2 separate regions of the Homo sapiens genome follow, and region 1 is linked to region 2. A link is a loop called in an ENCODE intact Hi-C map of the cell type or tissue named here. Cell type or tissue: heart left ventricle. All regions are shown on one strand. Links, peaks and the distances in the headings refer to the core of each region. The heading gives the core; the rest is flanking DNA. Region 1 holds the start of LINC02500 (long intergenic non-protein coding RNA 2500). Region 2 has its middle 67 kb from the start of LINC02500.

Region 1 (15,712 bases), core at 7,331-9,830, 66 kb before region 2:
TGAGGAAAAGAGTAGGAGGGGGGTGAGGGATAAAAGACAACAAATATGGTGCAGTGTATACTGCTTGGGTGATGTGTGCACCGGGATCTCACAAATCTCCACTAAATAACTTACTCATATAACCAAATACTGCCTGTACCCCAATAACTTATGGGAAAAATAAAGTAATAACAAAAATAAAATAATAAAAATGTCATTTTAACTCTCATTCTTTGTAAATGAACTGGTCACTTCCATCCAAGCCTCTGAACCATTACTCACCTTTCCCCACCCTTCTCCACTCTGCTCTGTGTCTTAGGTGGCTGCAGGGCCTGAATGTATAGTAATTGACGGATATCATTTTCCTTAGGCTTTCATTGGGTTTAGCTAATGAGAGGCACTGACAGATGAAGGATGGGAAGGGAATAAAGCCAGGGTATCTGGTTCCCTCCTGACAGGTCATCCAGGTCACTTCATGGTGGCTGGTTGAGGACACCACAGTTCCTTGTAGGTGGCCCTCTCAAAACAGCTCTTTTGGGGTTCAGAAACTGTTCCCCCTCTTTACCTCTTCAGGCCTCAGGGTTCAATAATGCTCCCTACTACTACTAGTCCCAGAGTACCTCGATGAAGCTGCCACCCACACCTTTGAAAGTTGTGCCTTTACTCTCTTCCATTACTCAATATGAGTGTGCATCTATTTCCCACCTAGATCCTGATTGAAACAGAGACCTTTACAATTTACTGCGATTTCATCCATTTAATATTAGTCTTTGCTGTGTCCAAGACCAGTTTTTCTACATTATTTTAACAGAAGAAACTCTACCAAGTTACTGCTCATAAGCATATGGTATAATTTCTGTAACTCAGGTGGAATTTGTAACCCTTTATTCAACAGCAATTCTAAGTTGCGAGTAATTTCCATTTTAATCATGGAGAAAAAATCTAGATTAATTGCGCGTGACAGAATTAGGTAATGTCATTACCATCTCTGTATATTGTCAGAGCCATTGGGGTCAAGAGGCTTCCCAATGATGAATAAATTGCTTGACTGCCTGGTGTTGGTTGACCTAATAATTTTTAAAGTAGTTATTGTATCCTTAAATTATTCAGGTGCCATGAAGAACATAGATGAGATGAAGATAGATCTGTTTGCTGTGATAGTAGATTAACCATCTAAAACCATCTTTCAGAAGTTTTGGTTCTTTTATGAATGGGTTGGGTAGAAACTCACTAGGGTTAAAATCAATACTGGTATTTCTTTTCCCCAAGTGTACATTCTCCTAAAATCCAAGTCTTAAGAGTACCTGCTAGGAGTCGAGACCAAAAGGCCTTATATTTTATAAAATGGTTCTCTATATCGAAAAAATAAATGCATAATTGGCTTTATGTTGTGCAATAGACATAGTCTTAATGAAAGTTTTGGGAAAAAAGCAAGAATTACAGATTGATTCCTTTCAAACTCTTTTATCTTGAACCGCAAATATGATTAATACATCCGGCTGTTTAGGTAAGGTTCTTTGGAGATTGATATAAGACAATTGTAAGAAAAAAACAAATTTCAAATATGGATTTAACAATATACTTATTACCACACAAAAGTTGTTTACCTATTCAAGAGACATAACTTGGCTATTGCTGAAGTTAGCCTTTTATGCATAATAAATCATCCCAAAACTTAATAGGATTAACGTTCATTTAACCTGTAAGTCTCTTTTTCAGGAATTTGGGCAGGGCTCAGGTGGGCAGTTCTGGTTACATTTGAATTGATTCAAGCATCTTCAGTCGGCAGTCAGGCCAGTTGAGAGCTGACTAGCCTAGGATCACGTCTACTAGGAGAACTCTTCTCAGTTCCACATGGTCTCTCTTCCTCCAGCAGGTTGGCTGGGCTTGTTCATAGGGCAGCTGGGTAGAACTCCAAGAAAGCCAGTAGGAGCATGAAATAAAGGCACAATATCACTTCCTCCACTTTCTATGGGTATGGGCCAAAGAAAGTCAATAGGCCACTCAGATTCGAGGGGAAGGAAAGTAGAATCTGTTTGTTAATGGCAGGAGCTTCTAAATTCCAGAGCAAAAGGCATGGAAACAAGGAAAAGTGAAGGACTGTAGCCATTTTGCAATCTACCAAAATTAGATAATAAGGAATAATGTGGAATGGGAATGATGAACCAAATACTACATTGGGCTTTTTTGTGATTAAAGGAGGTAGGTAAGGAAGGGACATTGTTTTGCATGTATCAACATACACAATAGCACACCCACATATAGAGATGCTTCCATTAAATATTTCTCAGACACAGCAGGCCTTGTATCTCTCTACCAGCAATCCACTCTGGTCTTGCTTCCCTTTTCTTTTGTGCAATCTACAGTTTTTCATTTTTCTTTCTTGGCTTTTGTTTTCCTGCCCCTTCTACTGACTCTCTGACTCCCAGCTGTGCTCTAATCCTCCTCTGAGCGAGTTTTATGCTTCTCTTGTCTCTCTTATCCTGCTTACTGTGTATTCCAAAGTCTGGCAGGAACCATGTCAATAGAGAAAACACTCAGTCATTTGGCAACGTGAAGAAGCAATTAGATGCCAGCTTCTAAAGGGCTAGAGGACATTTAAACTCCAAGTGCTAGAAATCTTACTGAAATTGCAGGCAGAACAGAGGGAGAAGTACTTGAAGAGTTATTAGCTAGCCAGAGCTTGGCCCCATCACATTTTTGCCATTGCCTATTATAAGAAGGCTTCCATGTTCTGGGTTGAGCCACTATGAGTAGAAGGGAGATCAATGAGCATCCTCAGAAATAATGAAAGCTTGTCTCAGTCCTTTAAGAATAAGACCTGGAGAAAGTGATTCCCTGATTCCCGGAGCATAACAGGACACTTTGGATGCACATGACAATGTAGAAGATAATTCCAAATTCTATAGCTAATCCGCAGCACAGTTAATCTCTGAATAGTTACAGAGATGTGTATTATAATTGGAAGCACAAAAGTGGCCATTTATTTCATTTTGTACAATGCTTGTTATTGCATTCCAACTCACAGTAGCTATTACTCAAACCTCTATTTTCTATTGTTATTCTTTTAACGCAGACTTTGCCCCTTACCCAAGCCAGGGTTGTTATTCCACAGAGGGTTTTCCAGACATCATTAACCACAGGAAGAGATCATAACACAGCAGAAACTTGGGATTGAATAACAACCTTGAAATTCAAACTGACATCATGTATTGTTGTTTGCATTATATCCTAAACAGTTATTAGGAACAATTAGCAATTAAAGACTCTTAGGTGCAGTTATATGGTTTTCTACAATATATCCTGAATAGCAGGATAAGTGCTTTGGCTGCAAGCCAATCATCAAAAGCCAACAGAAAACTCTAACCTAAAATGCGTGCTCCTTTATGGCCATTGAGCAAAGTATGTTAATCAAGCAAAGCCATACACGAGATGGGGAGACTTCAGGTGTAAACTTTCGCTATGAAGCCTATCCCCATTTTATCCAAACTCTATGTAGCCCCAAAGAAATAGGATTTATACACATATCTTCTCCACTTAACTTTTATGAAAAAGAGACACATAATAAGCACAGAAACAGATATCCAGAAATATTTTTAAAGGAATATGTCCTGATTTCAGGACAAAATTAGTGTAATAGCGTCTATCTTCTAGTCCTTTAGTAGTTCTACCATGACACTGGTGTTCATTATAATGATCCTGAGGCCCTAAATATTCTTTCTGAAGCATCAACGTGATATTACATCAGAGTCAAGCTAATTTGAATGTTAAGTGTAGTCTACACATATTTAATTCCTTGAAAATCAAGTAGTATATACTGATTTTTAGTTTTCTCACAATATTCATCTTGCCAGGGGGCCATATTCTCAATTACATTGAATAAATTGGATTTTGTGCTTTATTATGTATTGTGTTTATTTTATTAATATCAAAGTGCTGGCTCCAGTTCACCCACTATTAATAGTTATATAAAGCTTTTTTTCTGTTTCCAAATCAGACACTGATTATAGATATAGGAAGCTGAACTCAATCTCTATTCAGCACAGTTTTAAAGAACATGGAATAGCCTGAAGGCAAGCAGGTGTCCAGCTTCTATCAGGCGCTCAGTGTGGAAACAGAGAGAAACATCAGGAGAGTAAAAAAATTCATTCAAATGGCTGTTGTTTTTTTTTTTTTTTAAAAAAAAAAAGAATAAAAGAGAGTAGGAAAACAATTTCAATTGCTCACTGACTTTGCTTACTTAAATCTTTGGAGTAAATTGTAAATAAACAGCTGATCCAAATTGACTAGTGTGGCTTACATCCTTCCCCATTCCAAATGTGTCAATAAAAGTGTTAGTGTGAAAGAACTGAGAAGGGTGGGGCTCCTATTATATTTTTGGAAATAACTTGAACCGCTCAAACTTTACATAAACTCAAGTTATATTAAAGAGAGGAAAGCATGACAACATAAATTGGAAACATTACAATCCAATTTCTTACTTTTGTAAGTACGAAGAAACAATATGGACAATAACATTTCAAAGTTTAGAAATAAAGTATATGATTATCTGTGAAGCAAGATAAAGCACTTATGAATTAACCTCTGGTAATTTCTCAAAGATTTTATTTGTTTCCCTAATAATTAGTTATTGTAAGTAAATGAAATTATACATAAAGAGAAGATAAATTATGTGAGCAAGCAGACATACTAAAACTTAATATAAATACATAAATATGCACAATTAGAAATATTATTTGCATAACCCTATTTATTTTTTAATATAAAAATAGAAATGCAGATATGCAATTGCAAAATACAGTATGGAAAATAGTTAACCAGAATCCAGATATTATGTGCAAACTGTAATTTTACATTTATAATGGAAAGTAACATTAAAGGAAGCTTTGCATTCTTTTAAAATATGAGCTTAATAAAATAATCTGTGATTTTGGCTTATCAATAAGGGCTTTCTTATCTGGGGGTAAAGTAGTCTCAGGAGCATGGTGCCTGCCTTCCTGAGATGGGCTTATCTTGAACACGGGCTGACTTTCCCTTGTGTTTGAGCTCATTCATTTCCCCCAGGTACTGAAGGTTTTCTAAGACGTCTGTTCTTCTCATTGATTGAGTGAAGAACAATCTCCCTCAGTGAGTGAGACACAAAAGGTCTTTTGCACACAGTCGGAACGTGAGTGCTTCAGTGAGGAAGTGTTTCTCATGCCTCTGGGTCTTTACTCTTGTTGCTGCTGATATACACTTCCAGGAGATGGAGCTATGGCTCAGTTTGAATTCTCACATCTTTTGTGGTCTGCTCAAGGAAAAAAACAAAAAATTAAGATCTCAGAATCTTTTTTGAGCAGTTTAAAAAGTAACCATTGCTGTATGGCATTGGGAGGTGGGAAATGGATCGAACTCTTTTGTATTTAATCTATAGGTTTGTAGATTAAATACAAGAGTTCCTTAATTTAAAGCATTTTAATACACTGTGTTGGTGAAAAAGCTTGAAGCTCAGGCTTCTCTTGGATAGAACTCAGGATTTATGACCTCTCTTCAAGACAGAGAAAAAGGCTATTTTTTAGAAAAAGAGAAAACATTAAAAGAAATCAGAGTTGTTGTTGGTTGTTTCTAAAGGAAACCAGCTCATTCCAAAATCTGATAAAAGAATCATCCTGTAATTATAATTATTAAAATAGTGCTGTTTTACTTTTTCCATTTGTCTACCCTAAAATATGTTTATCTAAATGTTCCCCCTTCCACCTGCCCTGGTTTAGCCTTTATTAAAAGTCAGAGTATTGTTGCGCCTCTGATGAGTTTCAAGTAGGCTTTCATCTCATTATGCACTTTGCATATAAGAAACCTCCAATTTATGGCTGATTTCTCAAAATACAGTAATTGAGTTTGTTGCCAGCCATGCAGGGTAATCATCCAATCATGAAAACCTGCTCTGTATGGAGGAAAGTGTTCTGGACCAGTGGATTAGGGATGACAGGTGTTCTTCCTGGTAGCCAGCTGTTTCAGGAGCAGTATCATAGCAGGAGTTTCAGAAATAAGTAACAGCCATGACAACAATCATTGTATTTGAAGAGTGTTTATGATTATAGAATGTTCCATGAGCTTCACGTTCCTTGAGCCCCTGATGACCATCCATGTGTGTGAGATTGGTGCTATGAGGTGCTGAATTTATGGACCAGGCTCACGGAGGAGATGGAGTGATGGAAGTCACACTGCTAGTAAGTGGAAAAGTTTGGCTTCTTGTCCACACCATCAAATGCCTCACTTCATGCGCTAGTGGCATGTTTTGTTTGGATGTCTTTGTGAGTGTGCGTGTATGAGTGTGCGTGTGAGTGTGTGTGCAATGATGTAAAATAGTCTTGCTTCTGATGGGCATTTGTGCATATCCTCGTGTCTGGCAGGACTATCCAGGGATGCACAGCATAATCAGACTTCTTATCCAAACTGGGGGAGCCCTTATCTGTGTTTGGGACCACCTATATGACATCAATTTAGATAGGAGTAAAAGCGTAGTCAACCAACTATTCCTACTGTTAGATGTTGTCCCGATTTTATCACATTCTTTTGTGTTTGTGTTTAATTTATAAGTGGTAACATTTGGGTTTTTTATTCTAAGCTTCAAATTCTCTTTACTTTCTTGATTTCTTATTTTAGTTAAAACTAAACAGGGTATTATGGCTGATAACTACTAGTTAAAATTAAATTACCATGAAGAGAAAAAGTGAAATTTTATCCTAGTAACATGACGATATTTTTCTTTAAATTATAGGTTTGAATGTGAAGTTTCATAATACATAGATATGAGTTTCTCCCAATCTCTAGCAGCTAGAAATACTCTAGCTAGGTACAAAATATTCATCATGCTAGTTGTTTTAAATATACTATCGATATCACATGTAGAAAACCTGGACTTAACTCAGACCTTAGTATGAATTCTGGCTCTTTCTCTTACCAGCAATATAACTGGAGTAAATTATTTATCATCTCCGAGTCTTGGTTTCTTCAACCATAAAATGGGGAGGCACTCAACCTCACAGGGACATTGTAGAAGACTGAATAACAAAATAAATCTTTAATACTATTAATATATTTAAGGATGGTCCTATTGCAGGTTACAATTTTTTTTAACCATTCTTTCTGTCTTTTCCATTCAATGATTTTGTAAATGCCCATTGCTCTGGTATTTATTAGGATGTCTGAGTGCTTTTAATTTTGGTCTGAACTGAGTCAAGGAAACAGGTGATTCGTTTTGCCAACGAAATAAGAATTTACTGACTTTCTGAGTTATGTAAGTTTTGTTTTGCTCTTATAAATTTGAGCAGGGAGCATGTAAATGCTGCTTTCAGAAGAATAAGGGGAAGCAAAGCAAAATGAAAATGAAATAATTCCCCAAAAGGATTTCCAAATCATTTCTACTGATTTAGGCAAGAGGGGGTGGGGACTCTGTCAAAAAGGTTCCCTGGACCCAGCAGCATGAGCAAACCTGCTGGCACATCTTTGCCACCACAAAAAATTGGCTCTGAAACGACCATTCTGTGTTAGTTTTACCTGCATGTTTTCAGTTGTCACTAGCCTACTCAGGGGACCGAAGAAGAAAGCTTTTTTCCAGAACCAGTAGGTCTACAGGGGTCTGAGAGCAGGGATCTGCCAACAGAAAATTAGAGTAATAAGGAAAGCACATTAACAAAGGCTCTTTTTCTTTTAAGAAGCATAAAAAAGAACCGTCCCATCAGATGTGGCTTCTTCTAAGTGTTACTGCACTTAGCAATTTTTAAAATTCTCAAAATATAAAATACGAGAGAAAAGGAAGTGTGACATTTTACTTTTTGTATGTTTTTCTTCAGACTGGTCTCATATGCTAATAATACCTATAACTTATTCTATTTACTTTCACCTATAAGCTATAGATTTAAGTTAGTGAAGGTGTCAGTGTGCTATATATAGGGCCACATCGTTAATTATACATTTTATAACTTTTGGGTGAATTGAATGCAAGATAGGCCAGATGCTGGGAGTGTTCTGGGTAGAACTGCACTGTTAGACATACACAGGAAGGGATTTAAAGGGGGAAAAAAGCAACTATCTCTTCCTAATTCAGCTCAATCTCTAGCTGATTATTTTGGCTTCTCATCTTAATGGTAGCGCCCGAAAATAACTTAGAAAAATAATCACAAACTCTACACTCTAAATCTCATATCCTAATAAAGGAACCCTATAAACCAACATTAAGATAGGTGAGAAGAATATAAGTGGTATGCAATTTAAGGAATGAAATAGCAGCAATTTGCATTTCTTCTGTCTCATTCAGTAGCATTCATTCTTGTTTCTTATTAAATAAGTCTTGTAAGGTACCTTGAAAACACCAGTGGCAAAGTGATGGACCGGTCAAGAGACGCTTTAAAAATGTTGGTCTCCAGGTTTTATAAGCACAGTGCTTTGAGTGTTTCGTGTTTGAAGATGATGAAGATAATTAAATGTAAAAGAAAAATCTCCTTCAAATAGGGAGCTTGCAAGCAAGATAGGTACATACACCATTAATCATACTGTGATTTAAGCACCTAGAAAGTCATTGCTCAATTATCACTGCTAATGAAGAGGAGCAGTAGTGCCGGTGATCCAACATGGCAGCTAGAATAATTTATATTCAAGTCAAAATGACTTTTGGTACTTACATTTGAATATAATGGTGTCTGGTATTCTGGGACTCCTAGCTGAGCGCCCAGCAGGCAGGAGGGTTCCCACACATGCACTTGCTCATTGTTCCCTTGCAGAAGCAAAGGAAGCAAAGGAAGCATGCGTGCTTCAGCCGGTAGAAAACGGCTCAGCGGCTGGGGCTCAGCTTCCTAAACCAGTGACAGGGCGCAGATCGGTGTGTTTGCTACTACCCAGGCCTGCAGTGGTGCAGCGGGATTGGGGGAGGGGGATGGGGGAAGACTTCACCTGCCTGATATTTGTGTGTCTGTAGACCATTAGTGGATAAGTAAAAGATAATGACGTATAACCAAAAACATTTTAATGAGAGTAAAACAATGCATGAGAAATCAGAGCAGTAGGTCTGCCCAGTTTGCTAAAACAGCCCCTTCGTAAAAAATATATCATGTTACTTGATTTACCCGAACCCAAGTGCCTAGGCATAACTTATTTCAGCAGTGCCTGCCGTTTAATAGAATACAAGATAAATTTTTGCATTTCTTCAAACTGTTGTATTTCCTACTTTTAGCCTGATGGTTGGGTTAGATCTAGTTTTTAAAGTGGGGAGAAGAGTATGGCCGGGAGTTACAGCAGGTGCTTTAAGGAGATGGCAAACATTTCAGGATCAGTGTGGTATTAGAAATAGCTCTGCAGTAGGAAAGCTGCAGAAGTCTTGCAATCTTGCTGTAATCAGAAGGCAGTGCGAGTGCTGAGATCATTTTATTACAGAAAGAATGAGATGTGGGAAGGAAGAGAAAATACATATCTATGTTCTTAATCTTAGTATATTGACTTATATTTTGTTTCTCTATTTTTCTCATAAGAATCTTTTTTTTTTCCTAAAAGACATTGTTGCAGAATACTTTATCTCAAAACCATCACTGCATCATTATAAATGTATTGTTTAGGAGGATTTCAAGGTCTTCCAGATATGAATGAAAAATCATTTATTAGCAGATAAAGTTACTAATTGAATGAGAGGTAACCACGGTCGCAATTGCACATTGTTTTAACAGTTGTCCCGAGAAGACACTTCCAGACTGATAGGCCTCAAAGAAAAATATGTGTTGTATTCTACAAATATTAATAATCTAGACACAAGTGTTAGAGATGAAACTTAGGGAAAAACAATACAATTCATGGCTTCAGTGTTTTTAATATCTAATGGGGGAAATAGTACTCATAGGATTTATATAGTATTTTTTTTTATTTTGGCTATACAATTTGCACACTGTGAGTCATGCAAGCTCAATACCGTGTGTTCAGAATGAGAAACTTGTCTTGTTTCATTTTTGTATGTTCCCAGTGCAAGGTAAGTTTCTTATACATTTAAGTGCACATAAAATATTTATTGAGCTGAAATAAAAACTATATTTTGCTACTCAAAAGTAACCAAATGATCATCATCACAAAGAAATGCATAAAAAGCAGGCTGATGAGAGGATAGTGAAACAGCCATTCTTACTGTCATATATCTTTTTTTCTTTCTTTTAAAAACTGTAGAGTAAGTAGAATTGAGGTAGCTGGTTCTTTGTGTTAGTTATGAGGCTTCTACTTGTGAGTATAATAAAGGTGATCCTAATAGTTAGTGGAACTATGGTAATTTGTTGGATCTCATAGAGTCTATGGGTAGCAGCTTCAGGCCTAGTTGGATCTAGCTGTTGAAACAATACTGTCAGGGATTCCCGTACAGTTCTCGAATCTGCTTTCCTCTCCTTTGGCTTTTTTTCTGACACTGTCTTTTCTCTTACTGACAAGTTGAACTTCAGAAACTTCAGGCTTACATCCTAAGTACATATCTAATGATAAGGAAATCTGGCAAAAAGGAGTACATATTTCCATAGTTTCACCCACAACATCTGGGCTGACACTTAGAGATTCTGATTGACCTCTCTTGTATCATAAGCATTTTCTGAGTCAGTTTCTGGAGCTGGAAGAAGTTGGCCACCCTGATTGACCAGACCTGGGTCACATTTCAGAATGAGGAATGCTCAACTCCCAAAGGAAAGGTAAAATGCTTCTAAGAGTTGTTGGAGAAATGGTTATTGGGCAGACAAAAAGAGTCTTATGTAGGGTAAGAACTTAAGTGTTCATTAAGCTGAAGTATAAGATCACTTAAGTATCTTGGCAGACAGAACACCAAGAAGACATGTTAGCCTACAAATAGACACTTTGGAAAATTTAGTCACAAATCGTTATGGTGTTCATTTTGGGATAAGGAGTATTTTCTAATATACGAGGAAAATTTTTAATATAAAGATATGGGAAGTAAAGTTTTATTCCTGTGTGAGTCACTACTTCCTTCAGAGTTTTTCTTTTTTACCCAAATGGTATTTTATCAATGAGGCCTTTCCTAACTACTCTCTGTAAAATAAACCATGCCTTACAAGCCCTTCATGACAGCCCCAGCACTTTCTATGCCCTTTATCTTGCTTTATTATTTTTACATATTTTATTACCATTAGGCATCTCATGTATTGACTTATACATCCTATACATTTATTGATTATCTGTCTTTCCTTATTAAAATATAAGTTCCATGAAAAATTTATTTACTTCTCACTGTTCATCAAGGTGACCAGTGTTTATTCGTTGAATAATAAATATTTGGGGAGTGGATATGTGAATGAATGAATGAATGAATGAGATGTTTTAAGTGGTCAAATTAGATTTTCAAAAGCCTAAGGAAATTCAGTTCTGTGTGAATAGATATAATTATTTCATTGATTATGAGTTTTTAAAATAATAACACATAGAATGAAATTTAAATACATATACTTCTTAAATGTAAGGGAAAATAATACAGAACACCTGAATTGGCTTTAATTTATCCAATTGTGTTTATTGCTGTAAACCTAAGTTACTAGGTTTTGGTCAGGCTGGAGATTATACTGATATTACTTGCGCTATAAATTATGTTGCTATTTATATACTGATATTACACTATAAATTATGTTGTTGCCTCTCTCAGTACTATCAAATGCAATAAATAGTAAGTCTATTTAGAGTGAATGGTTCCATAATAGTGGGGTTGTAGTAGACATAAATAATTTTCATGTGTTCATTGATATATAGAAACATCTCAGGTACAACTGAGATAATACAATCATTTCTTCCTTGTCAGTGCAGATGCCTCTTTTGTCAACAATATATTGTAGTCAAAGTGTTTTTTTACCAACCACACCCCAGGTACTGCAAAACACCGTTCAGAGTGCAAATTGATTTGTGTCTAATTGGGAAGATACATAGACAAGAACAGCACAAAATCAATGCATTTAAGTCCAATTTAAACTACATAAGTTGTTCGTTACTTCTTTTTAACCTTCATGATACAGAAATAGGGACATGAACACCTGTACAGACCCAACAAGCCTTCTCTCCTCTGACACTCTCCCAACATAATCAAATCTTCTCTGTCCTCTGAAGTATACTTAAGGTCTACTTCTCTTTAGATGATATGTGGTGTCTTTGGAATATCTCTTGCATTCTTCTGTTAAATTGTCATTTATCTTGGTTTCCACAAGTATAGACAAGTCACATTTTGATGTGATCATAAGTGTAGAAACAAGAAAATGTAACATGTATGGATAAGAAAATGCCAAGCACATACAACGAAAACGTTACATTTAAGACATAGTTTTCTTTGTCCTAGCTATTCTCTATAGCTTCCTCTGTAATGTCAGGCTTCTAATAAATGGATTTCCCAAATGTAAAGCTTGTAAGTATCATTCCCTCTGCACAAAAGCCTTCAGTGATCCTTCACTACCTCCAACATAAAGTACCAATACCATACTTAGGTCAATAGTCATAACCCTTTATTAAATGTTTAATTCTTCACCTATTACTCAAAACTGTTTGGAGTCAAAGGGCTTAAGCAAATTCTGTCTTTGTTCTTGCTGTACTGCATAAAGTATATGAGTGAAGTATCCCCGCATTCTTACATAGGTTTGTGAATTCCTAAGAATTCAATGTCCACCTCAAGTTCCAATTTCTTCATGAACCCTTATGATATTCCATAACCACCATGCTTTTTCCATTGTTTTGTATGACTTTTTAAATCTTTTCCATATACAGTCATTATCCCATTAATTTGCCAAAACCTGACCATATCGTATAACTTTCTGGATCCCTAGGACTTAGCTGATAATGATAACTCACTAAATTTGGCTGATACTTGTTGCAGTGATGATTATGATAAGAATTATGGTTTATAATATATATTGCATGTTATTGGAAAAAGGCCATGTATTCAGAGGAAATTAGATTGAGAAATAGTTCACTAGTGAGAAAATTCATTTTTAAAAATAGAAGGAAATTATTCACAATTTTAATTTTCATATATTTTTACATTAATATATTGATCACAGTATTGATTATACTTACACACTGAGGGTGCTAATGTTGTGAATTAAATAAAATGATGCGTTTTATATATATGTTATATTTTATAGTTCAAAATATTTTAATACCTTCTTGGCCATGCTATTCGAATCCTTAATATTTCTTTAACGCTTTTTGTGCCTATGATAGTTTTGCTTAAAATATCATATAAGATATAATTACATGTATGCCATGGAGCCCTGTATTAAAGAATATTAAAAAATTACATTATTGTTAGAATTTTTCTAATTGTTCATAGTGTGGGTTGGCCCAGTTTTTTGTGTGCTAAATCTTTTGGAAATTGTTCAGCTCCACTGAGGTAGAATCTATTTCTCTTTCTTCTTGAATCTAGCCCCCAGGGCCACTGTTATATGAACATTTTACCCTGCTAAATTAAGAAGCCCATCCTTGTTGTTTTGTATGCACCTTATTTAGGCCATCAGCAGACAAAATGGAAATTGTATTTTGTAACCCACAGTGTGGTCCACAGGGGAAATGAGCAGTTGATAAGTATATATCCAGTACACTTATTCTAAGTGATAATTAAAATCGGAGCAGAGAAACGCAGAAGGAGCCATGGAATGAAATTGTCAATCTAAAAATTGTCAATTTGAAAATCTCGCCTGATTTTTCTGCAATCAGCAGTTCAAGGAACCTTATCAAGGACCCATCTCTGCCTTCCTAGGTTCAATTTGGAAGAGAATTAAAAAAGGAGAAAGAAAGTTTATATTGCATAAAGGCCTGCTGGTGCTACGATAGTTAAGATGATATTGGTGTTTCCATTACATTCTGGGGTGAAATACTGCATAAAAGGTCAAAGACATGGGTGACTTGTTCCTTACATTAATTAATTAATTAATTGACTTATTTATTTTTTACTCAGATGGAAAATATTATTCTTCTCCTTTAAAGAAAACTTTGAATTGTTTTGTATTTCAAATGTGTATTATTCAAATATAACCTAACACATTCCCTCCTGAAATTAGACTTTTATGTATGTATGCATAGAATCTTTTGTCTTTCCTGTTTCTATACCTTAGCATTCTACTTGAAGAAATGAAATTTTGTTATTGAACTAAGAAAATCAAGAGAATATATGTTGACCAATTTAATGCTATACATTTTTATTTCCTGACTCGGGATTCAGTCTTAACTATTCTCAAACAAATGCTATACTATAGAAAATAATCTTTATTATACCATCCCCAAACCTTTTCTAAACCATGCATTTACTATCAAAAACTTCTAAAACAGTTAAAATCAAGAAATAATGTGGGTGCATAGCTCTGGGTTCAAACCCTGACTTACTCCTTACTGAGTGACCTTAGGCAGCTCATTTAACTTTGCTAAGCTTTAATTTCTTTATCTGTAAAATGGGAATAAAAGTGACTACTTCATCCTAGGCATTTCTGTGAAAATTAAATGCATAAACAGAGGTTGGCACAGTGCTTGCCACCAAGTAACTGATCAGTAAATGGCTGGCTTTCTAACGGCTACATATGAGATTCTCAAAGAGCTACCAAATAAAGGTACACTCAAAACCAAAACTATAAAATGAGTCAAATGAAGATGTTGTAGATTGGTTTCTTTCCTATTCATACACGGGAGAAACTTTTTTTGATTTTATTGTCCTACTAGGTAAATAGTATACAAATTCTTTAGAAATTGCTTTCTGACATTTTCCCCCACTGTTATAGAGCATAAAGCATTAAAATTGGACATACCAGGATCAAAGTGGATAAACCATTCATTTGAAAGACCGCTCATTTATTATGGTAGACAATCCCCAAGTGCGCTCTATGGGAAGAAAGAGAGAGAGAAAAAGAAACTGCCCCCAGAGATGAAGTATTCAGGAAGAACAGAAGAATAGAAGGTAAAAATCTCAGCATTTACAGTTGCCTGGACAATCTAGCCCAGCAGCAGCATCCTCATATACAGGAAGCTTCAAAACTCCCAGCGTAAGTGCCTGTGGTGTCTGCTGCTGAGCCACATGCTGCTGCTTGAAAAATATCTTCCACCACATTAGAAAGCGGGGAGATGAAGCGGCAATTAAGACTAGCAGGACAGTTTTGTGCAACTGCACGACTGGATATTTTCAATATATACTCACCTCATAAACCAACAGAAAAATCTTATAATGACCCCAACAGATTAGTAGAGTATTGACCTCATATTTGCAAAGCCCATTTCTCCTTTCAGATCTTTAGTAAGCATCAGCGTGTTTTAAATCATACGTCCAACTAGACGCATTCTATCAGATGCAAAGTATTCGTTTCCTAGGTTATCTAGAGGCACTTGTCCCTGTTCACAAAAAGGGTTGTGATCAGATGTGAGAAATTGGCAGATTGGGCAATACATGAAATACATTTGCACAGTTTGTAGTGTGAAGTAATCCTACTGTGAACCTTTCTGTGGAGTGAATATTTGTTCTCTAAATTATATTTTGAGTTAACCCCAGCTTTCATATATACATTGGGAATTTTAAAATTTCAAATATTCGCAAGAGAAAGGGTAGGAACTAAGAGATATTGAGTAGCTACAATGTGCCAAGCAGAGTGGTACATGTTTTACCTAAGTTATGTTGTTTAATTGCCCTGAAATGCTATTAAAAATGAGCAAACTAGTTTGAAAGAGTTAAGTGACTTGCCCAAGGTAATATATACTTGTTTGT
Region 2 (15,712 bases), core at 5,567-8,066:
CTTTCAAAGAAATTTTAAACAATGTATAGATCGTATGATTTATTTTATGACATAAATCAGAATAATTGGCCATCATAAGAAAGAGATAGACTTTTGTGGGTATTGTGTATCCATGGTGTATATATTTTTTATCTTAGACTGGAATGGATCTTGTAAAAGAAAGTCTGGCCTGAATATTAAAAGCTAAGTCTTGATCTTGCCTGTGACAATGTTTTTTTCCCAGTCGTTAAAGCTTTTTATTCCTATCTTCTCCCCTCCACCTTGTGTTGACCTTCTGAAAAGGTTGGATATAAGAAGATGCAAAACAAATGAGCATATTATTTTTAATAAAAGAAGAATTTGCTTATGAATATTAAAATATGTATTTTTACAGAATGCAGCATTAACCAGTATCGAAAAATAATTTAAGAAATGGTAAAAAAAAATTTTTAAAGTCTCATGTATGCTTTATGGCCATCTCTCACCCCACCTGCCTTGCAGATGTGGCAGCTAACTGTGTGGCTTTGTTCTATTGACAGGAGATCAATAGGTGTTCCAAATATCCCCTGCCCCTGCAATTTCCACTGAAATTTTGCTATTAGAGAATCAATCTTCAGGATGAGAGTATCGTGTTTCTATGAATCCCTATTAAATTGCAATTACACCTAGAGTGTTAACTTGTTGAGCTGTAGTCACTTTTACTATCATCAGCCAAGGTGTTAATCTTAGCAGGTTTATTTTATTTCCTTCCAAGTCTCATAGCAGAAAGCAGATCCTCATCACCCTATTCGCCCTTTGGCCATCACTGTGTCACTTTTCTTCTATTCACAAGCTAAGTTTCTAGTGTGTGTAATTAGCATACAGTGTCTCCAAATTTCTCTCCTCCTATTAGCTTCTCGGTGTCTTTCCTTTTAGCTTCTGTGAAGCCAAAAAGTTATTTCCCCAGGATGACTTCCTATTGCTTTGTCCAGTAGCATATTTTCAGTTCACATCCTACATAAAATCTTCTGGGCGGCTTGGTTTTTTTCTTGAAATCCTTTCCTCTCTTTGCTTCGCGAAATCTCTCTCTACCTATTTCTCTGTCTTCATTATTGAATTGTCCTCAGTTTTTGTTATAGTTAATTTTATGCATCAACTTGGTTGGGCCATAGTACTCGGTGTTTGCTGAAACATGCTTCTAGATGTTTCTAAGAAGGTTTTTCTAAAAAATAATGCAAAAGCAAATTACTGACAATAATGTGGGTGGGCCTCATCCAATCAGTTAAAACCCCTAGTCGAAAAAGGCCTCATCTCTCCCGAGGGGAAGAGAATTCTTCCAGGAGACTGCATTTGGACTCCAAAAGCAACTCTTCTCTGGGTCTGCAGCTAGACTACTCTGTAGATTTTGGACTAGCCAGCCTTCAAAAATCACATGATCTAATTCCTTAAAGTAAACCCCTCTCTCTCTCTCTCTCTCTCTCTGTGTGTGTGTGTGTGTGTGTGTGTGTCTGTATGCATGTATAGATACATGTATATATACAGTTATGTGCCACATCATGATTTTTTAGTCAATGACAGACTACATAGATGTTAGTGGTCCCATAAAATGATAATAAAGCTGAGAAGCTCCTATTGCCTAGTGATGTCGTAAGCATCTTAACAGGGTAGGGCAACACACTCCTTACATGTTTGTGGTGATGCTTCTATAAACAAACCTACTTCACTGCCAGTCATATAGAAGTATACCACATACAATTATGTACACTAAGTAATACTTGATCATGATAATAATGGACTATGTTACTGGTTTACGTATTTACTATACTTTACTTTTTATGGTTATTTTAGAGTATACTCTTTCTGCTTATTAAAAACATAGTAAACTGTAAACCAGCCTCAGGTAGGCCCTTTGGGAGGTATCTAGAAGGCGGCATTGGTACCCGAGGAGATGACAGCTCCATGCTTCTTGTTGCTCTGAAAACCTTCTAGAGGGACAAGATGTGGAGGTGGAAGAGAGTGGTATTGATGATCGTGGCCCTGTCTAGGACTAGGCTAATGTGTGTGTTTGTGTCTTCATTTTTAACAAAGAAATTTTAAAAGTAAAAAAAATGTAAAAAATTTTAATAATAAAAAAACTTATAGAATAAGTATATACAGAAATAGGGCTGGGCACAGTGGCTCGCGCTTATAATCCCAAAAGTTTGGGAGGCTAAGGTAGGAGGATTGTGTGAGGCCAGGAGTTCAAGACCAGCCTGGGCAACGTAATGAGATCCTGTCTCTACAAAATAAAATTGTTTAAGTATCTGAATGTGGTGGTGCACACAGAGAGTAGTCCCAGCTACTTGGGAGACTGAGGCAGGAAGATCCCTTGAGCCCAGGAATTTAAGGCTGCAGTGAGCTGTGATTGTGCCATTGTACTCTAACCTCAGTGACAGAGCGAGACCTCAGTCTCAAACAAAAAAAAAAAAGGAAAAGAAAAGAATAAAAATTATTTTTTGTACAGCCATACAATGCGTTGTGTCAAAAAGTCAAAAAATTTTAAAAAATAAAGTGTATAAAGTAAAAAAGTTACAGTAAGTTAAGATTAATTTATTATTGAAGAAACAAAATTTTTGTTATAGATTCAGTGTAGCCTAAGTGTACAGTGTTTCTAAAGTCTACAGTAATATACAGTAATGCCCTAGGCCATTCACCGAATTCATTGACCACTCACTCGCTAACTCAGCCAGAGCAGCTTCCAGTCCTGCAACTCCATTAAGGGTAAATGCCTATAAAGGTACTGTAAAATTTGTTATATTTTATGCTGTATTTTTACTGTATCTTTTCTATATTTAGATACACAAGCACTTACTATTGTGCTACAATTGCCTATAGGATTCAGTAGAGTCACATGCTATACAGGCTTTTAGCCTAGGAGCAATAGAGCCTACCATATAGCCTAGGTGTATAGTAGGCTATACCATCTAGGTTCATGTAACTACATTCTGAGATGCTCCCACGACAAAATCACCTAAGGACTTATTTCTCAAAATGTATCCCTATCGTTAAGGGACACATGAAAGTATGTGTCTGTGTATATACAGCCTGTTGGATCTGTTTCTCTGGGGAACCCTAACTTGTACAGTTATGTTTACCAAATCCCTCTTCTTTGACCATCCCTTAAATAAGTCAGCCTCCTAGCCTCTGTCTTTTGCTCTCTGACTCCGATCATCTCACTGTACATAAATGCACTGGCAGAATTTCAGTCTTTTCCAAGCACAAGTTACCAGCCCAGAATTCAAACTTGGAATTCTAAAGTCGTATTCCCAGTCTCCCACCTGACAGCACCACGGAGCTATCCCACAGGAAGTGTGAAGTCCGTGTGTACAGGAACCGACTTATCCTTCTCCTTCTCAGCTTATACGCTTTCATAAAAAACGTCATCTCTATTAACAAAGAAATGATCAACCTAGACCAGAAATCGGATGAAGCCTCGGATCCTCTGAATATCTGACCTTTCCCAAGGCTTCGCATCCACTCCCACACTGTATGCCTTCCCCTGGCACTGCAAACCAGTCCCCCAGTACTCTTGCAGGTGTGCTGAAACTCTATTCCTTTTCCTCAATGTTCACCTTAGAGCCTTATTTCAAGCTCTCACTGCACATGAACTAAATCAAAATACAATCTCAAGCTTGTCTTCCCATCAGATCTTATCTTCTTACTTCCGCTATGCTTAAAATTTGGAATGACTTCCAATTCACTGAATTTGCCTTATTCTTTTATGCTACTGTAACCTTATACATATTCTTCATTGTTCCTAGAATTCCTTTCTCCACTCTGTTAGAAAATGACTTACCATTCTTTAAGATGCTGCTTAAATAACACTTCTTTTAGGAAGCCCTGATATATCCACCTTTCCAATTCTTCAACTGATGACTCTGCATTTAATGTTATTACTGTACCCTTCTGCCTAAATCTAATGTTGCTATGATTTCTACTTTAAAAGTTTTCTGTCTTTATCTCTAGTGCCCTGTGAGAGCTTTAAGAAGAGAAATTGAGTTTTATTCATCACTTTATCCCTATGTTTAAGAGGCAAGATATCCACAGGAAGTAGCAGCAAAAATTTGAGTGCATGAGTGAACCTGGAAGAAAAAATTAAAAAATTATATGAGAAGTTTAACCCTACAATAACTAAGTGGATTTGAAACTATTTTCATGTGTTTTGTAAACTGCGTTCCCTGACCAGAATTCAGTAATATTAGAAATTTATTTTTATAAAAAGAAAAGAAAAAGCCTTAAAAGTTAGAGATTTTAAAATCCTTCCTGAATTTTTGGATTAAGAAAAGCCAGAATTACAATTAAACTACTTATAAAATAGACCAAAAAAGCAAGATATCCAATATACCCTGTGTGAGCTAACAGCACACATGAGTGTGTACGCAAGTATGCGTATATGTGGGTGTCTAAGCAGGAGGCACAAATCTAGTTCAGCTGTTTATATGGTTTGGCTGTGTCCCCACCCAAATCTCATCTTGAATTGTAGTTCCCACGATCCCCACACGTCATGGGAAGGACCAGGTAGAGAAAATTGAATCACGGAGGTGGTTTCCGCCATCCTATTCTCATAGTGAGGGTGTTCTCAGGAGATCTGATGGTTTTACAAGGGGCTTCCCCGTTCTCTGGGCACTCATTCATCTCCTTCCTGCCATGATGTGAAGAAGGACATGTTTGCTTCCCGTTCTGCCATGACTGTAAGTTTTCTGAGGCCTCCCCAGCCCTGTGGAGCTGTGAGTCAATTAAAAGTCTTTCCTTTATAAATTACACCATCTTGGGTATGTCTTTATTAGAATCATGAGAACAAACTAATACAGCTGTACAAGGATAAATATGATTTTTTTCCATGTCACTACATTTTGTGCGGCTATTCTGTTACTTTGCAACTTAACATAATCAAAGCCAATTCAGAATGTTTTTAATAAATTCAAGATCTCTCCCTACAACTACCCCTCCTTAACCCTGGGATTGCATGTAAGTGTTGGAGGAAGGATTGTATTATTGTCCTCCTCAACAATACTGTGATTGTCATAATAGCTAACATGATGCACTTTGTTTAAAAGTGCCTGATGTGTATTAATTCATTTAATCGCCATAAGTGCCCAAAACAGGAAGCACTGTTATTATTGCCATTTTAGAGATGAAAAAGCAGAGCACAGAAGTTAAGCAGTTTCCGAAAGTTCAAACAGCTAGTCAATTGTGAAGCAGGCATTTTGATCCAGAGCCAATGCTTTTAGTTGCAAGACAGGGAGGACAAGTCATCTTATCCTGGGCTGTACTCATGGGCACACGCTGGCCACCCCCATTTCTTCGTGTGTGTTTCAGTATTGGCTCTATATTCACCATACCAATAAAGGATGCTTGTTTAATTGTTTAGTTCTAAACAGGCAGTTAACTTCTCTGGACTCAAATTTCAAACTGTGCTTCTTTATTCAGTCTGGTCCCCTGTGAATCTTCCCTGTGCTTGTACTTGTAGAGTTTGGTGATCATTCAAGCATTTGGGCAGTTTACCTTCAAATTTTGTGATTCACACTCTCAGTGGATTCCTTGCGTTTGGAAAATCCTCCTAAGTTTCCACTTCTCCAACTTCCAACTCTGTCTTCTGACACCTCAGTCCAAGAAACCTGGTTTTCTGCCACCTGAGCTGTGCACGGATTAGGGAATGCCTTTCATTTAAAAAGCAGCAAACTCACAAAATTTCTCCCAGTGAAACAAAGTATTTCAGAGAAAAATGTCTCTCTGGTGTCAATCTGCCTCCTGCAACCCTCACCAAGCCCCCCAGGTCTTCCCTGCAAACATGGCATTTAGGGGGCTGCCTGGAGTTTGGGCAGAGTTTATAATTCAGGTTTAGGGATCTGTTCTTTTTTTTTCTCACACTTCTAGAATCTCCCTCTTAAACTTCCAACTTCTTTTCCAACACTACATTCTCTCTGTCATCTGTAACCAAATAAGAAAGCCTACATTTAGGAAGCAAGCTTGGTCAAGAAAACTAGAAACTCACAATCCTTACCCTTTCCGTAACAGCTTTTCAAGGGGGAGAAAAGCTTCATTGACTTCAGCCTGGCTTTAGATACTTTTCAGCTACTTTTCCATTCCTGAACTCTCTTTGCCATGATCTCAAGCCAAGAGAGTAAGCCTGTATGTGGTTTTCTACCCAATAATCCTGGGGATTGGAAGTGTGCTTTGGCAAGAACAGTTTAAAGTCTCAATTCTTACCTCTTCCTGTTGCAGTTTTTCAACAATCCATCCACTTCGGCATGCTTTCCAGGACCCTTCAATCGCAGTTGAAATGTTATCCAAATTTCCTAGTGTGATATGTGAAAGGGTTTGCCTCACCACTTTACTCTCTGCCATTACTGGAAGTTCCCCAAGTGTATTTTTATATTAATTAAAGTTATGATCAGCAAAATAATATAATAATTATGAACTACTATGTTTTTGAAGTGAGGAAGTATGAAGACTTTGTTATTTTACCTTATTTTATCTTCAGAGGGGCTCTCTTTCCTCCGGCCAAACACCAAGAGGTGGAATCCAGGTGTGTATTTACAGTACAACCATATGCCTTATAGTTAGGGTGAATATAGTTCCCATTTTGCCAGGACAGTCTTCATACATGCCTGTTAGCCTAGTATGTCCTGACATAATTATTAATAGCTTACCTTTTCACTCTCAGAAAATTCTTTCTAAACTTTATAGTTTATAAAATGCATAAACTTTATGAGGAGGGGGGTCATGTTCGATTAGGGTCCAGGCCTTAATGACCTCATTTTAACTTTATCACCTCATTAAATACACTATTGCCAAGTATGGTTACGTTCTTAGGTTCTGGGGGTTAGAACTTCAACAAAGGAAATTGGAGGGGACACAGTTCCATCCAGAATGGTCATAAATAGCACTGCTATGAGTAGCGTCACAGATACTATTAATATCAGAGTGGTAATATTGGCAAACACGTCAGTGTTGATGAAAAGTAGCATTTGGTTTAATTCCCAATCATTGAGAGCCTTCTAGATGCCAGGTGTTGTTAGCAGCCTCCCTTAACAGTAAACTTTTTCTGCATTTGTCAAGTTGATGCAAACCATGCTTGGCACACAGCAGTCTTGACCTTGTAATTCACACCACACTCTTCCTTTTGCCAACTCAGCTTTCACTTTCTTGATCCCAGTGTTCATGGATGTGATCTGTAAATGAACAGCATCCCAAACCACCTGGAAGGCTCAGTAAAAATGCAGCATCCACACCAGACCAGATAACTAAAAGTGATGCAGGGCAAAGCCTGGGAATCCTCATTTTTAAAAGTCTCCAAAAGATTGTTATGGCTCACTATAATTTGAGGATAATTGAATCTCCCACGGTGTCTGTGGATGCCTCTTGCACTGCACTTGAGGAAAAGGACAGCAAATGACTTCAGGCAAAGTGAAAGAGTCACTAAGAGTCTCCCTTCAGAGGCTGCAAGGGCAGTTTCTGTGGATATTTGCAATCTGCAGCTCAAGTTACAGAAGAAATTTAACTTTCAGTTTACTCACTAAAGAGAGAGCTTGGGTTAGCCCCTAAGGGAAGCAGTATTTATTCTAACAAGTTGCATGCTATTTGAAGAAGATTTTGTCTTACAGGGAAAAATTTACATGCTAAAAATATCTAAATAAACATTTTTAAAGGCAAATTTTCTTAAACACAATTTCTTTGGAACCTAGAAGATGATAAAAATTTTTCATTTACACATCTCGACTTTGAATAAATATTTGTAAACCTACTTAAATAACTAGGGCACTAGTGAAATGAGATTACTTTCCTGTAACAAGATAAGGAAAATGCAATAATAACCTCAATTTAATGGCTGACTTTTAAAATGTTAGCATTTTTCCTTAAGTGAAATTGACCTTGTCACAAGGTATGCCACAAAACTCTCTTCTTGCTAGGATGAAATATTGCTGCAAGATTATTAACATTTATGTGGAAAGGTAAATGTTCTAAGGCCAGCGACTCTATGATGCATGCATGAAATTGTGGTTTGATGTATATTACGGAGATTCAATAATTATTACTGGATTAGGTCAATAAATTTGGAAAGATGGGAAAGGATTACAGAATGAGAGTACTTTATGTTTTAAGAAATTGATCGAATGCCCTCTTTGACTAATTTCATCCATGACAACCAAATTTGGCCCAGAGTTCCACATGCACAGTTCCCACTGACATCCATAGAATTTGTGCATGAGTTACAGAGCTTAGAATGAAGCCCTAAGGAAATAACTAAAGATTTTTGGTGAGATATACTTGTGTGATTAAATAAAACCATTTTTATGGGCTTTGTTTTCTTGTTTTCAGGCCCTTCCTTATGAGGATAAATAGCCGAAGCACATTGAGGTTAATATTGCTTTTAAGCTATTTGTCTCCATTTGGGAACTAAATGCAAAGAAAAAATGAATGTTTTACCTCTAAGAAGCTTTCTTCAGTTAAATGTTTCCACTAAATTCAGAGTCCAGCCAACCTTGCCACTTTCCTGGGAATAGGCATAAATCACGTCTAAAAATTTTAGAAAACAGTGGGAAAACTTATCTAGTAGAAAGAGAATTAGCTATGCAGTTATTTGTTCCATTCTTGTACCACAGTGAATGTAGTGAAACCTGCTTCACTCCATAAAAATAAAGAACATATAACTTAATTTGAAAACCAAAAAATTAAATGACATGCACCTCAGAAAAGTACAAATTAAAGATGTAAGTTTTGAAATCCAGTCTTATTTGAAATTTTAGAAACAATCCAGAAACAACAAATTGAAGTAACATTTAGCTAATATAACTGATTCCAACTTATTTTTCATGAATGCACTAAAATCCTCAGTTTGTAGGTAATAGACTGTATGAAACTAAAGAGTATGAGCTAGGCACAATACTTTACATGTGTAATCCCAACGTTTCCCAATATTGCAGATGAGGAATTCAAATATATTCAAGTTAAGAAATTTATTAGTAAGACCCAGGATTCAAGATCTGGTTATTTGCTCTATTTAATATACAAAGACACTTCAAAATCAAATGAAAAAAATTCAATTCAGAGAAACAATTTACAAAATTCAATTTCAGGTGGATTCAAATTTCAAAATGAATCTTATGGAAGCAAGTGTAAATAAATGTGAATATTTGCCAGTTCTCTGTAGGGGTGATGAATACATCTTCTCTGAAGAATTACAAAAAATTAGAAGGAAATATACAAATATAAAATGTCACAAAAACAATAGATTTCTCAAATATACATAAAAACAGATGAGAAGAAATTGATGTGGTATCATGGTTTACTTTTCACAGTACATTCATATCATATGAAGAGTTCATATAAACTCGTGACAAAGTTCTAAGATTAAAAAAAATAAGTTTGCAAGAGATGAATGGTTACTTCACAACATATTACATACAGTACTAAAATAAACATTCCTACTAATAAAATGAATGTGAATTTTAAAATATGAGTTGACATTTCTAATTTATAAAATGAATAAGTTCTAAAATTAAAAAAAGTGTATACTCAAAGTTGAGGTAAAATGCTGTATTTCATTTTTACTTAACATTTTTAACCAGTTATTTAGTTCATTCAAAATTATTTTATCATTAGCTGTTTAGTTCAGCTGTTTAGAAACCAATCTCAGAAATAAAATGAATGTAAGTAAGATAAATGTTTATTCCTCTCTCATATAGAATAAGTCCTGAGGCAGTAATTCAAGGGAAGGTGCGGTAACTGTAGCTAGGTATCTAAGCACCGTCTCATTTTTGCTTCATTATCCTAGTACTCGAATTCTATCCTCAGAATTACCTCATTGTATAAGATGGCTACTGGAGCTCTAGCTACCACCTCTATTGTCCATGCAGCAGGAAAGATAATTCTAGGAAGTTCAACAGGGAAATATGCCAACCTGGCCATCTTCCTTTAGGGAGAGTCCCTGAAAATCCTGCATAATACTAATTGGCCAGGATTTAACTTCACATCTACCAGTATCTATGCATAGTTTTCATGGGAGGCTAAAAGAAGTCATCCTCAAGATGCGTTTTTGCTACATCAGTTAAAATACAAATCATGCCCTTAAAAGGGGAAAGAATGGATAGTTGGTGGAAACTGTTAGTCCGCCATGATTGTTTAGTATTATTGGGTATCTGTGTCAGGTACCAAGCAATGTACTAGGTTCTGGCCCGTTAATGTAAAAGCATAGTCCCTAGCCTCAAATAGTGTAGAGACTAGTTGGGAGAGAGTTATTTAAACATGCATGGTTTATAGAAAAATACAAAATATTTATTGATGGCTATTAAAATGTTTACATACTTTGACATATTAATTTTCTTCCACAAGTGAATCAAAAGGAAATAATTCAAATGGGAAAATGCATAAACAAGTTTATTGCCAGATTGTTTATGATAATAAAATATTGCCTATAACTTAGACAAACTCAACAGGAAGGTAAATTTTGGCAAATCTACTTAAACATTAGGTAACTTTTAAAATTCTTTAAAACCTTTATTGTGTATGTATGAATCCATGGATTTGAAAAATATTTCCAGAAATATGTGACAGGCATAAGATTAATATGTGACCTTCATATTGTTACCTAGAAAAGTAAAATATTAATTGCTTCTATATTTCCATGTATTCATCCAAAAATTGTGTATATATGACCAAGGACTGTAAACCATCATGAGAAAAAAAACAGTTATATTTATTGTGGTGAAAGTGATTTGAGTGAGTTTTTAATTTTACTTATACTTCTGTTGCTCTTAGGCTAACATCAGTTTATAGTTTGGAATTCAACATAAACATTTCTAAAGATGGAAGTTGAATGCACAGAATGGGAATGCCATCTCCTCGGCTAACCTTACGTTTCCCTGTCTCCCTCATTTTGTCTTCTTAATTTCCACTTTGTTATGCATGTCTATCATTCCATCTCTTTACTGTTAGAGCCTGCTTCTGACTGAGATTTCCATTTTGTCTTATCTGATCATTGAGGTACCTTACCAATAGTCTTAGCTATATTAGCTAATTCTAATTTCCTAATTATGACCTCAACTGCTTTGTAGACTTGGAAAAGCCTTTTTCCTCTTTTCGGGTGAATGTACATTTGGCATTCACGGGACCCTCCTCTCTTCCTCTCTCTACAAGCAGAAGTCATGTGTCCATTTGGAGCATATGGTTCTATACTCTCCTGTTTTATAGCCTTTATCGTATTTGAGTTGTTTATTACCATATGCCTCCAACCCAGGAGCTGAATAAGAGTATCTTTTGACCTTGGGTACCCCAGCATCCAGCAGGAAACTGGCACATTTTAGAAACACAATAAACGTTGATGAAGTTCTTGATGGACTTACTTTGATCCAGGATGACAAGCAAAATTTTCTAATCACCGCAGGCATGAAAGAAGGTTGATTATAATTTGGGATACTATAAAAAGAGTCAAGCACTTGGAAGAAAGGAATACTTCTTCCTGTTTTTTTTTTTTTTTGCCCCGTAAAATGCGTAACCTCTTTTCATTTTACATTATAATCAATAACAAAATTGTGGTCAACATTAGCTGAAGATATGATTATTTGTAAATGATTATTTTATAAAAATTAGTACTGTCTAGCTTGTTTATTAGAATGCTACAAACATATCTAGATGATTATGTGTATAAATGAGGACCTTGCATGAACGATCCAGAAAAATCTTATGACTTCTTTTGAGATAATTAATTGTTCAGGTATTGCTTTTCAAAAAATAATACACGGATCATGTTTTGTTTGATTTTTAAGTATATTTCTATCTACAACAGAGTTACCTCTTTCAATTATCGCATAGCATAGGTTAAGTAATAAATAGCAACTTAGATACTATAGCCATTGAGCCACAATTTCTAAATACCTGGTATGCATGCTTCCAAGGAATGTTTAGTAAGAGAAGATGTAAAATCAGAACTTTAAGATGTCAGTCGGCCAGGTGCAGTGGCTCACGCCTTTAATCCCAGCACTTTGGGAGGCCAAGGTGGGCGGCTCACGAGGTCAGGAGACTGAGACCATCCTAGCCAACATGGTGAAACCCCATCTCCATTAAAATACAAAACAAATTAGCCAGGCATGGTGGCGTGCGCCTGTAGTCCCAGCTACTGGGGAGGCTGAGGCAGGGCAATTGCTTGAACCCGAAAGGCAGAGGTTGCAGTGAGCCAAGATTGCACCACTGCACTCCAGCCTGGGTGACAGAGCAAGACTCTGTTTCAAAGAAAAAGAAAAACATCAGTCAACAACTGCTCATTTGTCTATGAATTTATGCCTGCTTTTCTTAACATAATTTATATCTTTATCACTCTTTGGAGAAATAAGATAAGTTGATCACTCACTGTACAAACTATTTGTTTGGTCCTTAAGCAACATTTGATATTTATATCAAGTTAAAAGATTAGAGAGTTAACTCTAAGAGGAATTCTCCTCCTGCAAGTTGATAAGCACTTCCTCACTAGTTGCCCCCTCAAGATAATCAGAGTTGCTACAGTAAGAGTGTAGGAAAAAAGTGATCCCTGCTCTTCCCAGGGAAATGAGCTAGAGACCTCCCAGCAACCAGAATGTTGTTAGCAAGTGGGCCTGATTATTGTCATCCCTTTCATCCCATAATTTTAGATTAAAAATTGGCCTTTTCAGAGTCAGGTGCAGTGGCTCACACCTGTAATCCCAGCACTTTGGGAGCTCGAGGTAGGAGGATCGCTTGAGGCCAGGAGTTTGAGACCAGCCTGGGCAACATAGCAAGACCCCATTTCTACAAACAATTTTAAAAATTAGCCAGGTGGTGATGGCCCACACCTGTAGTCCCTGCTGCTCAGGAGGCTGAGGCAGGAGAATCATTTAAGCCCAGAAGTTACACACTGGAATGAACTATGATTGTGCTACTATACTCCAGCCTGGGCAACAGAGCTAGACCTAATCGGAAGGAAAGAAGGAAGGGAAAGGAAAGGAAAAAGGGAAGGGAGGGGAAGGAAAAAGGGAAGGGAAGGGAAGGGAAGGAAAGGGAAGGGAGAGAGAGAAAGGAAAGAAAGAAAGAGAGAAAGGAAGGGAGGGAGGGAGGGCGGGAAGAAGGAAGGAAGGAATTGTATTTTCAGAAAAGTTTCCATCTGTGCTTAGGAAGAGCAATGAAGAATTATGACCCATTTTTCAAGATGCCTCTGTATTATTAAAGATGTTCTGCTTATCCTGCAAACTCGATTTAACTGAGGCAGAAAGCAATTTTCTAAGATGTTTTAATTCTTTATTTACATTCACTTGGACCATTGGAATTGATTTGCACTGTTGTTGAAGTTCTAATCATATTCTATATTCATGTCTTCAGAATTTTAGAGGAATAAATATATTCACAGAAAACTTTATCCCATAATGTCTAATGTATTCTCTCCTTAGTAGGTTAATACAACCCAGTGTGGGTGTTAAAGAAACATTTCAAAGTTTATATTTCATTTTAAAAATAGAACCATTTTAAAGATTTGCACCATTCAAATGTTACTACGGTAAGGAAGTATTTGTGTGACAGCAGAAAGGGTGTCATGTTTACCATTAGAGGCAGGTTCAAAATCATTTTCAAGTTATTATGAGGGTTATTTCTGTCTTCAGCAATTTTGTAAGCATTAGGCATGTTTATTTGTTTTTGCTGTCACTATTCAGGGTCATTTTTATTATGAATTATGCAGTATCATTTCACAATGAATTGTACTAACAGCCTTTGAGAAGCTGCAAACTGTTTCTCCAAAATTCTGTTATAACTTGCTATAACTCTGTTAGCTTCAGTTCCTTGTATTTACAATGTGAGACAGTGTTAGTTGTGGCAAATCTACATTATGCAATCATTTTGGTTGGGGCTAGATTGTAAGCGGGTATCATCTTTATCAGGTTTCTCAAAAGAAAAAAGAAAAAGAACCCTGAGAATTAGCCTTGAAAATAGCCAAGGAAAATCTTCAATTGTCAATGTTCTTTAGAAGAAATGTGTTTTAAAATCTATTTTCATGATTGTTTATTGCTTCTCAATAAAGAAGGAGTACAAAAGAATCACAAATAGACCTCACATAGTTAGCGTAGCTCCTTATATTCTCATACAGGGCACAGCTCTTGATGGTATTTAAATGCGTCATTTTCATCACTTACCTGTTTTGCCCTTTTGAATTATTTCACAGTATTCTCTGCTTTGAAAAAGCCCATTCCCTCACGCATCAACCTCACCACCCCCTGCGTTACTGAAAATCTTACCTTAGGAAGCATGTTATCACACAGGTTATGCTGGTCTCAGATCAGTCTTTCTGAGTCCCCTCTGCAACTCCTGACCTGATGCAATCTCTTAGTTTTAAAAGAGTATTAATATAATTTTGAAAGGCTTACATTTCCAGGACTACTTTATTCATCTTGCAAGAAAACAGCTTTCAGCCATTTTCTTCAATCATCACATTACATAAGAAGTAGAAAGCAATTAGTATTGTTCTCATTTTATGATTGAAAAGGAAGGAATGTGTACGTGTGCATGTTGACATCAGTTTTACAAGTTCCAGTGACCAATCAATGATAGATTCCAGGGAAGAATTCACAGGTGTCTCTATGGCATTTCAAATGTGCCTCAAACTGTCCCTGCCTTTAATAAGCATCTTATTGGCATTCATTTGAATTCCAGGTGAGTTTGGACCTCACTTTCAATTCTATCTCATTATCTTTTTAGCCTGGCCTCACCCATAGCCAATAGCTGGCCTCTTACAAAACATAGCTATCTTCTGAGGGAAGCAAAGTGCCTCCACCAAATCCACAAACGTCTCTGTGTCTATTCTGTTCCCCTTACCCCAGGCGGTTCAGCCCCAAGGAAAGGAGTAGCACCATCTTTTGCTCTGAATCTCATTCCTTGTTGCCTTATCAGGAAGCTCAGTTCAGCTCCCAGCTCCTTCAACCTCGGTGTCTTCAATGCTTCTCTCTCATTCGTAACTCCCTCTCATCACCCTTTGAACATTCTGAAAACCAATTCTTAAATCTAGAGCAGTGCAGAAATATCTCACTTATATGTCACAGCAATACTAGGAATTAAGCAATGCAGGTTTTATGCATAAGGAACATAAAATTCACAGTAATTCGCCAAAGACTGCACAATTCCTAAACAACAGATGAGAGTAGAATTTAGATCTTCCTACCCCTTCTGCAATGTTACTTACAAATCAGTTTCTAGATGTTGGACTATTGTTTGTCACATTCTATAATAAACTGTGTTTCATGTATGGTAAAGCAGAAATATAAAACTACTATACAGGGCAAATTCACCGTTGAGACCTGTTGTAAGTAATGTGTTCCATGTTGCCTGGCCTTTACCCTAACAAAACTGGGGAAGAAAAGGAATGTGTAAATTTGCATTTCATTTACATTAAAAATAATAACTTTCTCAAGAACATTTTAGTAATGGAAATACTAATTTTTTTTTACCTCTTTATCTGCCTTTTTCTACTTGGTTTATTTCATTTTCAGGGCAAATCAAAATGGAATGATCCTTCTGTTTTCCTTTCTCCTAGTGACTACATTGCATTTAGTTTTTACAACTGTGAGGCTTCTTACATATAATTGAAAAACATACTATTTGGAAATATAATTTTCATTATTGATTGCATTATTATTTACTAATCCTTCTTTAAATTGTCTTCTCATTCTTTATTGCTCTCCCTAATTTCTTTTTCTTTCTTCCTTCTTTCTATTTCATA

What was found. Hi-C counts contacts between places; a loop is a spot of excess contacts. Peaks named below come from ENCODE experiments on the same cell type or tissue, not always from the same donor. Only the 100,000 strongest peaks of a DNase experiment are listed, where the experiment ranks them.
Region 1: a loop joins it to region 2, with 7 times the contacts of the local background. A loop is called at or near these places in 1 of 110 quality-filtered maps.

The regions. Positions count from the first base shown.
Region 1 is chr4:181,256,303-181,272,014 of GRCh38, forward strand. LINC02500 (long intergenic non-protein coding RNA 2500) reads right to left here and starts at 8,727. Exons shown (of 2, transcript NR_149139.1): 1 at 8,643-8,727; 2 at 4,714-5,266. RefSeq lists an enhancer at 2,222-2,755. In heart left ventricle, for the core only: no CTCF peak of the experiment used is centred there; no DNase peak of the experiment used is centred there; H3K4me3 peaks cover 1,926 bases; H3K27ac peaks cover 1,031 bases.
Region 2 is chr4:181,323,938-181,339,649 of GRCh38, forward strand. No RefSeq gene overlaps it. Among named protein-coding and RNA genes, the nearest start is that of LINC02500, 67 kb to the left of the region's middle. In heart left ventricle, for the core only: no CTCF peak of the experiment used is centred there; no DNase peak of the experiment used is centred there; H3K27ac peaks cover 1,129 bases.